2 separate regions of the Homo sapiens genome follow, and region 1 is linked to region 2. The links are chromatin loops, found by intact Hi-C in ENCODE. Cell type or tissue: A673. All regions are shown on one strand. Each heading gives the region's core, and the rest is flanking DNA. Links, peaks and the distances in the headings are about the cores only.

The links. Hi-C counts contacts between places; a loop is a spot of excess contacts. Peaks named below come from ENCODE experiments on the same cell type or tissue, not always from the same donor. Only the 100,000 strongest peaks of a DNase experiment are listed, where the experiment ranks them.
Region 1: it touches region 2 in a loop (2.5-fold over the local background); 1 of 110 quality-filtered maps calls a loop at or near these places.

The regions. Positions count from the first base shown.
Region 1 is chr13:78,607,918-78,612,780 of GRCh38, reverse strand. The region is part of intron 5 of OBI1-AS1 (OBI1 antisense RNA 1); the gene reads right to left. Among named protein-coding and RNA genes, the nearest start is that of POU4F1, 6.8 kb to the right of the region's middle. RefSeq lists an enhancer at 4,440-4,863. In A673, for the core only: no CTCF peak of the experiment used is centred there; DNase peaks (open chromatin) are centred at 2,220 and 3,000; H3K4me3 peaks cover 1,667 bases; H3K27ac peaks cover 1,976 bases; H3K27me3 peaks cover 811 bases.
Region 2 is chr13:78,788,084-78,793,987 of GRCh38, reverse strand. It overlaps LINC00331 (long intergenic non-protein coding RNA 331), which reads left to right. Exons shown (of 5, transcript NR_046869.2): 3 at 1,686-1,827; 4 at 4,404-4,471. Among named protein-coding and RNA genes, the nearest start is that of LINC00331, 49 kb to the left of the region's middle. In A673, for the core only: no CTCF peak of the experiment used is centred there; a DNase peak (open chromatin) is centred at 3,027; H3K27ac peaks cover 4,000 bases; H3K27me3 peaks cover 411 bases.

The DNA.
Region 1 (4,863 bases), core at 1-4,000, 180 kb after region 2:
CCACAGGTTAAATTTAGGGGTGGTATGATCTAAATCTGTGTTCCTCCAAATTCACATGTTGTAACACCCAAGGTAATAGTACTAAGAGGTGGGGCCTTTGGTAGGTGATTAGGTCATGAGGGCTTTGCTTTCTCTGAATGGGATTAGTGCCCTTATAAAAAAGGCCTGGGTGCCAGGCACAGTGACTCAACGCCTGAAATCCCAGCATTTTGGGATGCCGTGGCAGGCGGATCACGAGGTCAGGAGATCGAGACCGTCCTGGCTAACACAGTGAAATGCCATCTCTACTAAAAATACAAAAAATTAGCTGGGCGTGGTGGCGGACGCCTGTAATCTCAGCTACTTGGGAGGCTGAGGCAGGAGAATGGCTCCAACCCAGGAGGCGGAGGTTGCAGTGAGCCGAGATCGCACCACTGCACTCCAGCCTGGGTGACAGAGCAAGGTTGCAAAAAAAAAAAAAAAAAAAAATGCCTGGGGTAGTTTCCTTGCTTCTTCCGCCATGTGAGGAGGACACAGCTAGAAGGTAGCATCTTTGAAGCAGATACTGAGACCTCACCAGAATCTGCTGGTGCCTTGATCTTGGACCTCCCAGAACAATGAGAAATAAAATTGTATTGTTTAAAAATTAGTCCAAAACATTTCATCATGGCAGTACAGATGGATGAAGACAAGGGGTAAGCCTCATTGTACTTCTATCTGTAATCAAGGATGTGTCTTTTTAGTCCAAATACACACTGACACTGTGACATGGATATCTGGAGTGTGTAACCTGATTTACTAATGACTAACCTAGGTGAAAGCATCTATGTTGGACTAAGGTATTTTCCCACTGCTTATATTCAGAAACATCCCTCCATTCTCCCTAAAACAGTATTCCATGTATTAAATGTGTGCCATTTATTTAAAGGGTCTAATCTGTGTAGGATTTTATTTTAATCACACATTCTCATTTGTACTCTTTACCACTTTACCATAATGTGATGTCATGGTAAATATGGTGGTTTCATAGATTTTTAAATGTATCTATTATGTACACACACTCCAGGCAAAAACAAACAAAAAACAACCCTATCTTATACTAAAACTAAGTATCTTGCTAAGTTAACCTCTATTTCATCTAATTCCTTATTTCATCTAATCCCTTCTTAAAACTTTGTGAACCAAGTACTGTCGTCCCCAGTTTACAGAAAAACAAATCGAGAAAGAGTAATAACACAGCTGGAATAGATATGAACCATATCTTGGAGCTGGGTCTGTGGCTCTAGAGCTTCTGCTCTTCTCCCTTGTGTAATAAAGAATTCATATTTATAGACTAAAGGACAAAGGGCTTTGAAACTTTCCAAGAATTATTTTTAAAGTATTTTGGAAGTATTAACATGTTTATTTTTTATTTTTACATTTGAGACAGGGTCTCGCTCTTAAGCTGGAGTGTAGTGGTGCGAACACAGCTCATTTCAGCCTTGACCTCTTGGGCTTAGCATGTTTCTTTTACAGTAGCATTTAGTTCCTGAGTCTGACTACTAAACAGAAGCTCAACGGTGGGAGTTGTGTGTGTGCCACTTAATAGATTCACACTGACTCTGACATTTAGATTAAGTTAACCTTCCTGTCTTGGTTAATTTCACTAAGGCTATGATAGAAAAAGATGTACTCATGATAAGGAAGCAGACAGTTCATGTTTTTAGAAAAATATCTTTTGACTGCTTAAAATGCTTTGGCTATGGGAATGTGACAGGATGCTAGCAGTTTTGTTTGTTTTTTGGTCATGACTTAGTATTCATCTTTTATTTTTAAAATCATTCCATCCAAAAATGCCAAGTCTTTTTCCTGTTTTATGGAGTTAGCTGACACACAAAAAAAGAACATGGTACAGTAGTTTACAGTCCTTTAATTTCAAGTCGGCTTTGTTTCCCAATCATCTCTTGGCCATCTACATTGGTTTGAAAAGACTACTGAAAAAGACAACTTGGTCTTGAGTCTATGATGTTTCAGGAACTTCTTGTTTCTACTTGAATGGTTTTCAATGATTCAAAGTGAAATACATACACTAGATTTCTCCCCCTTTTGTGCCTTTGGATGGTATTTGTAGAGAGAATCAAACTGAGATTAACTGTTTATGGGATGTACTTTATTAGATTAGAAGGGTTTCCCAGAGCCTCATAAGAAGTTCTTTCATTCCCATTTGTGGGAGTCCTACAACACAGCTTTGGCCTATCACGATGTAACCTGATCCTTTTAATAATACTTGGCAGAGAAAACCTTTTAAGCAATGATCTGAGTGCACAGTGAACATTTATTGCCTAATTCTCGGAACCCCAGTCAGCTAGGAAGCATCTGTGAAGATGCAGATTTCTTTACAGAACCCACCTGGAGTGCAAGTTAGGGCGATCTTCAGTTTTATATGACTGAGACAGTCTAGAATGCCTTGAGTTGCAGCTCCACTTCAGAAACAAGGCAGATTCTTAGGCCTGCTATGTCTTTTTCTTGTCATTATCCTAGATTCTAAGTGTTGTGTCTTAATAAGGAGCAGACCTTCTCTAATAAATGTTAGCTTATTGGTGTGTAGAAGTGTGGGCCTTATGTGACGTTTGTAATTTGGGGATATAAAGATCCTTTTCCCAAGAGATATGGCTTGGCCCTTTACTGAGACTTACTGGGAGGTGGGAGGATGCAATTCTAATGCATTTTGATACTTACATTATTTGTGAGTAGAAAAATGCCCCTGTTGGGGATAGCGTGGAGCAGTGAGAAAGTCTGGCGTCTTCACAGACCTGTTACTCGTACTGGGTCTTGAAGGGTGAATAAGAGTTCTGCGCAGAAGAGGACACCTCTCCTGTGTGTCGGGCTGTGCTGAAGGATACGCCTATTTAGCCTGTGTCTCAGAAGAGGTGCTGAAGAAACCATTCCTTAACATCAGGGCTCCTATTTGAAAAAAGTTTTCCCGGATTGCTCCAGCCTGGGTTTACACGTTTGGCTTTGCTCCGCCTCCTCTCGGAGTCCCCAGAGGCTCTTGGGCTTGCCCCAACCTCCTGAGCCGGCGGCCTGATGGCGAGACAGTGGCTCCCTGGGCGCTGGAACGTTTAGGCGGTGGCGAGCTGGCCCATCATCTGTCCATTAAGACGAGACTTGACCTTTTGAGGGCAGGAAGGGGCGACCTCGCCTAACCCACCGGGTCATCTTTGTGTTCGGGTTGGGGAGATGGGGTCCGGCCCGCCAGCCTCGGCTCTGAGCCCTCTTCTGTCCCTGGGATTACAGCGAACTCGGCCTTCTCGGATTCCCGCCGCCGGTGCCCGCTCTTCCCTTCCCCTCTAGCCCCCACCGGACCCCCACTCCCCAGTCTCGGGAAGACAGACGCGCCCTAGCCCTTCCAGCCCGATTTTCCCACTTTCTCGGGGGCGCTCCGGGCTGGTCCCGCCCAAGCTCCACCCGAACGGCCCGCCCTGCGGTTTCCTTTCATTTTATTATTACTCGTGAAACCTGGCGATTAAGACGCGAAACCAACAAAGAGTTTTCTTTCCACCTTAACCTTGCACACAATCCTTTAACAAATTAATTAATCCTAATGAATTAACACTTCATTTATTTAAACGCGCTACAGTTCATGAATTAAATTTTCATGCAGTGATTAAAGGCTGTTAAAATATGCATGATTTCGTTAAAATTTTATAATAAATCAGGGCAATGTGTTACATGACAAGGCAACTATTTCCCAGTCCCTCGCAAGGGGCTTTGATTTGTGCGGGCGGCGGGAAGGAGGGGCGGCTGGCGGCGGCGCCGGCGAGCGTTGGAGCCGGGTGACAGGACCCAGCTCCGCACTCTCGGGTTTGGACTCGCGTCCTTGCGGTTTTCTCCACAGCTTCCAGACCCTTTTGGGGATCTTGCTCCTGGAGGCAGAGCGGAGCCTGCGGAGAGCGACAGGCACCCGCTTCCAGGTCCTCGGAGCCGCGCTTGTGGGGGCTGGGGGTCCCCTGCTGCCCATTGACTACCTCCACCCCGAGCGTCCGTGCGTTCTGGTGGCAGCAGACGGCAGGCGGCTATCCGCGGAGCAGGAAGGCGACAGAACTTCCTATGTCCTTGCGTGGGGTCATGGGCAGGCGTGTCTGTTGTGGAGTTTCGTTTGTTTGTTGTTGTTCTAACCCAGGACCTGGAAGCCCCTTCTCTGATCAGCGCCTTCTTCCAGCTTTGAATGCGGCAGGGCCCAGGCGGGGCGGGGACGTCTCTGCTCCTCCTGGGACCTAAATCACAGGAGTCCTTGGCCACGTTCAGCCATAAGACATTATTCACTTGGGCTGCGAAACTCCTGGCAACTATTAGGCAGGGGAGGCCCAGCCCCTGTTGGGACAGAGACGTAGTAGTCATGTGTCACCCGTAGGGCTTTCACAAGGTAGGTGGGTTTCATGTCCACGGAGAGATCAGGGTGGAGATATGTACATAGGTCTATATCTATAGATATAACGCCAAGAGTGACAATAGTCAGCAGTGAACTTTCCTGGGACGCATCATCTGGGTCTCTAGGTCATCAACGACATCTCAAGGTGGTCTGGTTAACGTCCAGGAAAATGTCCCCAAGGGAAGTTGCATTTAAATTAAACGACCAGACGAAAGAAAACTATATTTCCCACCAGTTTCCTTGAGAACCTCCTCTGCCGGTCCCAGCTGGAGCCCAGTCTGAATGCCTTAGAAGCAGAGATGACGACGGGCCCCAGTACCGCCAACCACTCCGGGCCTTAGGGACCAGAGGAGGAGAGAGGCCGAGGGAGCTCCGCAGTGCCAAGCAGAAAGGGAGGACGACGGTCTCCGGGAAATCTCCGAGCCTAAGCGACCCGGAACGTGGCCCGGAGAACTCCAACCTCAGCTCTGGGC
Region 2 (5,904 bases), core at 1,147-5,146:
CTAAAAATCTCACTCTTAGGAATCTACTCAAAATAAATGAAAATATGTCCACACAAAACCTTGTACGCAAGTATTGATAGCCGTATTATTCACAATAGCCAAAAAATGGAAATGACCCAAATGTCCATCTGCTGACAGATAAACAAAATGTGTTATATCCATATAATGAATTTTATCAGCAATAAAAAAGGAAAGTACTGACAGATATTACAGCTGGATAACCCTCAAAAACATTATACTAACTGAAACACACACACAGAAGAACACATATTGTATAATTCCTTATATAAAGTGTCCAAAAAAGCAAATAATAAGAGAAACTAAGTAGATTAGTGGTTGCCTAGGACTGGGAGGAAAAAACAGGAAATAACTGTAATTAGGTACAAAATGTCTTTTTTAGAGAAATGTAAATACTCCAAAATTATATTATGATAGTTATACAACTCTGAAAGTATACTAAAGTCTACTAAATTGGACAATTGAAATGGATGAAGTTATGGTATATAGATCATGTCTGAATAAAGCAGCTTAGAAAATACCTCCTTCAAGATAAATGAAACAGCAAGACATAAACCGGGAGGAAAGAGTTGTGATATATATGTCTGACAGGACTTGTACTGCACCATCCCAAAAGTGAATGAAATCTAAATCTTTGAATTTAAAAAGAGTAAGATAAAAGAAGCAAGATGACATTCCCAAGAGAACATTTCTTGGTGGGCATCATTCATATGACACAACAGATATTAAGTAGAGATTATAATATTTAAATTAAATGACATGTAGCAAGCTAGAAAGTTTTGATAAGAATCCTTTCTTACAGTGAATATACTTGCAGAACAATCTTTACTCCAAATCAGCTAGTTCCTAGTAACAGTGTCCCAAAAGCAACAACAACAACAAAGTGTGGCTGAAGTTTGAATAGCAAAACATTGTGTCAAAAGATTGAGTAAGGAAAAAAAATAGCATAACTTAGTGTGGTTAGAGAAGAAGGTCTTTAAAGAGAAGCGATAGCCTGGCAATTTCTTTGCAAATGCAGAGCATGAAAGATAAGGGGAACATGATAAGCTGCTGTAGGTAGATAATAGCAAAAGGAAAGAAGGTTCACTGCCCTATTCAAAAGCCCCCAGTGGGCCTCGGTTGATGGTGAGGCATTCAAGGGCTTCCTTAATATGGCCATCATTCCAGTTTTCACCATCCTGTAGGACTGCCACCCCACCCTCTGGATGCTCTGTACCCCTGTTCTCCATACCTTATATATTTTCTCCACCTCAACCAAACACCCTTATTTTCCAGTGTGTAACGTCCTCTCCCAATCATCACCTGTTGATATCCTAGTCAATTTTCAAAGCTCCCTTCTTCTATGAAGCTTTCCTTCGATCTCCTTACTGGAAATAAGTCTCTGTTCTCTCCTCCTACAGCACTTCATCTTTTTCTCTTAGCATTTATCCCATCTCAGTGTTACAGCTCTCCGTATAACTGTCTTCTCTTCCTTCAGTATTATAAACTCCTTCAGGTAAGCAGCTCTGCTTACTCATCTCGTACTCCTGCCTAGTAAGAGCCCAGAAAACCTTCAGCTCTCAATACATTCTGAATAAAATTTCCAACGGAAAGAGTAAAGAAGATTCCATCTTGAAGTAAGCAATCAAATCTACCAAATCTCATCTCATATCAATTTCTAATAACAGTGCCCAAAGGAACCAAGTGAAATTACCAAATTAGAAGTGATAAGAGGTTGACTCTCTCCAGAAATTTATTGTAATTAGAAAGAGGTAATGGTGTCTAAATAAGATGAAAGAAGATATTTTAAAGATGATAATAACAAAAACTGTAAGTATTACTTTAAAAGGTATTGTAGAAATTGTTTTAAAGATTTAAATTCTAACTTTTTAAGGCATTATCTATGTAAACAAATTGAAGTAAATAAATCTTGGGTGGGGGAGCAGTGATTAGAAAGAATAGGAAGCAACCTAAAACAAGATAATAATTCTATATAAATTGTTAATTCCATAACAGCATTTAGTAGTAAAGACATAGGAAAGACTTCTAATAATGAAAAGGAAACAAAATATAAGAACATATTCATGATAATAACAGAAAATTATTCAGGAGTACACATTTATTCAATCTGTCAATCAAGCAAACAACCGAAATATTTTTAGTATACTCTATGCCAGAAATGGTGCTGGGTGTAGAAGAAACAAAACACTCTTCATAAATAGCTATGGATATATTAAAATGTCAGCAAAATAAAAGTTATATGTGTTTTAGGTTCTAATGAACACAGTAGAGCACACGTTCAATTCTACCCTTGAAATGACCAAATTTCACGGTAGAAATTACTAGAGTGGTTCAGGAAAGGCTTTACAGAGGAAGGACCCCTTGAGCTGAGACTGGAACATCTTGAAGGGTAAGTAGACTGTCATTGGTAGGGGTATGAAGAAGGAGAAAAGCTAAAGGCTTCATTTTAGAAGGAAGATTAAGAGCAAAAGCACAAAGCTGAGGAATCATCTATGTGTGCTGGGAGCTACAAACAGATCAATATGTCTGAAATCCAGGATGCAAGGAAACATACAGGAAGAAGGTCTTAGAGTGGTTTGCTAAGCTGAAAAGTTTAGAGTTTGTTAATGTGGACTACTTGAAGAGTTTTAAGCTGGCCATATACAGGCAGATTTGCATTTTAGAGTAACACTTTGGTGGGAAGGAGGAAGAAGAAGTGGAGGGAAGCAAGACTAGAGAAAGATGTCATTAGAAAACTCTAACAGTACTCTAGTCCAGTGATGACAGAGGCCTGGTATGTGGTAGTGAGGATGAAGAGAGGTGACAGATTGGAGATATATTTAGAAAGCTGATTCAACAGGACACGGTGATTAATGGCAAACGGAGAGGAAAAGACAATGAGGAGTCCAGGTTTTTGGCTTAGGCAATTGGGGCATGTCATCTTGTACAGTAGGAAAAATGGAAGGAGGAGTGGTTAATGGGAAGACGATGAATTCTATTTCAGACATCCTAGGTTTGAGGAAACTGTGAGGACATCTAAGTGGCAATTTCCAAAAGGCAGCTGAATTAATGTGTCTGGAGATAAGAAAAAGGTAGGGCTGGAATTAGACATTTAAGAATCGTCTCATATATTGGTTAATTTAGTCCATCAGAGTGAGTGGGATTTCCAAGGTTAATGTATAGAGTCTGAAGAGAACTGAAAATTCTCTTCAGAGGAGGGAAGGAAGGAAGGAAGGAAGGAAGGAAGGAAGGAAGGAAGGAAGGAAGGAAGGAAGGAAGGATCAAACTTCAGACAGCAACCAACACAACATGAAAGAGATGGCTACTTCAAAGGAAATGCTTTTGCAAGTTCATGCCTGCTGTATAATTTTACTCATGCTATTTCCCATCAGTATTTTATCCCTCCTAAATCTAAGTCTAGTAGAACCCTTCCCAATCCTTCCTTATCAACAGTTTAACCAATGCTGCCATGAAAAATCCTCTTCTTGGGAGTCTTATTCTATAGGAACAGGTTATGGACAACTTTATCTTTCCCTAAGATGAGAAAAATTCTTTAGAAAATCCCCTGGTGCATGAAAGAAAAAGTGCAAACTCTTTTATCCTCACTACAAAAATTAAGAGCATGCCTATGTCTTCTTTATTCTATGTCACAATTTTTTAAGTACTTCACCGTTTAATTAATTCATTAAAAAGCATTCATTAAGAGTCTGCCTTTTGCAATTAACATGCTGATCTGTCTGTATATTGCACTACAGATTTAAGCAGATGGGAAGCCCTAGAATTATATGATTGATAATTTAGGGCTTAGAGGTAAAGCATCATAGAAAAATCCTTAGATCAGTCCTTCTGAACCACAGTGGTTGTTGGAGTACATTAAAAATATCAAGAATGCCACAATCAAATAATCAGATCAGCAGGCAGATAGAAATGTAGGGTTTATCTGTGAGGTAACTATGATTGATCAGGTGAAAGTAAAGAGAATTTAAGATTGATGCATATACAGGGTTTGTTATACCATTCTTTTACTTTTGTTTGCTTGAAATTTTCTGAAGAAAAACCAAAAGACAGAAAGAATCCCAGATAGAGAACACAAAAGATAAAAATCAATTTGCCTATTAAATCTAGTCAAAGAAAGAGAGGCAGGATGGTTGAAGGAGACAAAATATAGAGTTGAGAATGTCAGCTCTGAAAAAACTCATGCATATGAATTGTAGCCCCACAATTTTTCCACTGTTAAATGCTCTTAGAGGATTTGCTTAACCTCTCTGTGCCTCAGTTTTCTTATCGGAAAAAAATAGTGATAATATCCATCTCTTTGAGGTGAGAATTATATGAGATAAATTTAGCATAGTGTCTGGCACATAAAAAACCACCATTAAATATTAGCTATTTATTATCCCTAACAGACTAGAATGAGGTGAAGCCAGAAAGGAAGAGTCATAATCAAAGAAGAGAGTGATCAAGAATCCAAAATGTATGTTTCATGTTCCACTTGCCATTCAATCCATCCACTAACTTATTTCATCTTTATTATCTATAGTTTGAACTTTAGTTTTGATATGTTATTCCCCCGTTTGATGTTAGATCTCAGATTAACCCCATTGGACCTGATACAGCTATTAATAGTTGCTCAGAGGATCTCGACATAGTGTATATATTTAAACTTAGCAAGCATTCTAAGAGAATCCCTGGGTGACTTTAGTATGCTGCAGCCTTGTGCAAAGGCAGCTGGGAGCATGTTGATCAGTAGGGAAGGGCCCCAAAAACAACTGTGTAGGGATGCTGGGAGGGTTGGGTGAGACTACCTAAAATAACTGTACCCTTTAGAAGACAGGGAACATTCTTCTGTAGTTAGTTGTTTCATTCCCAGAATCTAGCACAGAGTCTGTCACTCAGTCGACACCCAATAATAATTGACTGAATAAACAAATGAATGAATAAACAAACTTGTACTGAGATCCTACGATAAAGAGGTAGGAAACTGTTTCCCAGTATTTTCATTCTGAATGAACTTGAAATTTTAGCTAGAATGAATTTGCTGCTGATCAGTTCAACTAAAGTCCATGAACTCAAAGTTAGCTGAGCCCCTGACTTGCTTGATTTGGATCTAAACTCACAAAATGGAGCTTTTCAAGAACCAACAAGGATGACTGACAGATGGCAAGAATCTGTGGAGGAGACATAGGCCCTCCCCAAAGACACTGTGACAGCCACACTGGTAGAAACTGCAGCCCCCTGTCTTCAGGATGACCAGAGCTGCTCAACCTTTTAGCTTGTGTTTACTACAATTTTCATGCTTCAAACTTCTTCATCCCTTCATCAGGAGGGCAATTTCTCTATTTCGTTTCAAGCATCTGTTCTCCATAATGAGCTTTATTTATTCATTTAGAGATGGGGTGTCTCACTCTGTCACCCAGGCTGGAGTGCAATAGCACAATCATAGCTCACAGCAGCTTCAAATTCCTAGGCTCATGTGATCCTCCTGCCTTAGCCTCCTGAGTAGCTGGGACTACAGGTGCATGCCATGCACCACCATGTTTGGCTAATTTTTTTTTTCACTTTCTCAATTTTTGTAGAGACAGGGGTGTCCCTTTGTTGCCCAGGCTGTTCTCAAACTCCTGGCCTCAAGCAATCTTTTCACCTTGGCCTCTCAAAATGCTGGGGTTACAGGTGTGAGCCACTGCCTCTGACCAGAAACTATTTTTAAAACACCAAATTTCATTCACTTTATCTAAACCTGCAATGGCATGACATGCAGTTTTTATTTTAGTCCCTGACTTTTTCTAATCTTAACTTGATTCCCATAATTTTATATTTTTGAGGCTCCCTCTCAGAATATTCTTCTTATTTACTTGAGCGTTTTAATTTCTTTTTCCTTTTTTTTTCCTTCCTACTGTTTTGTTTTTG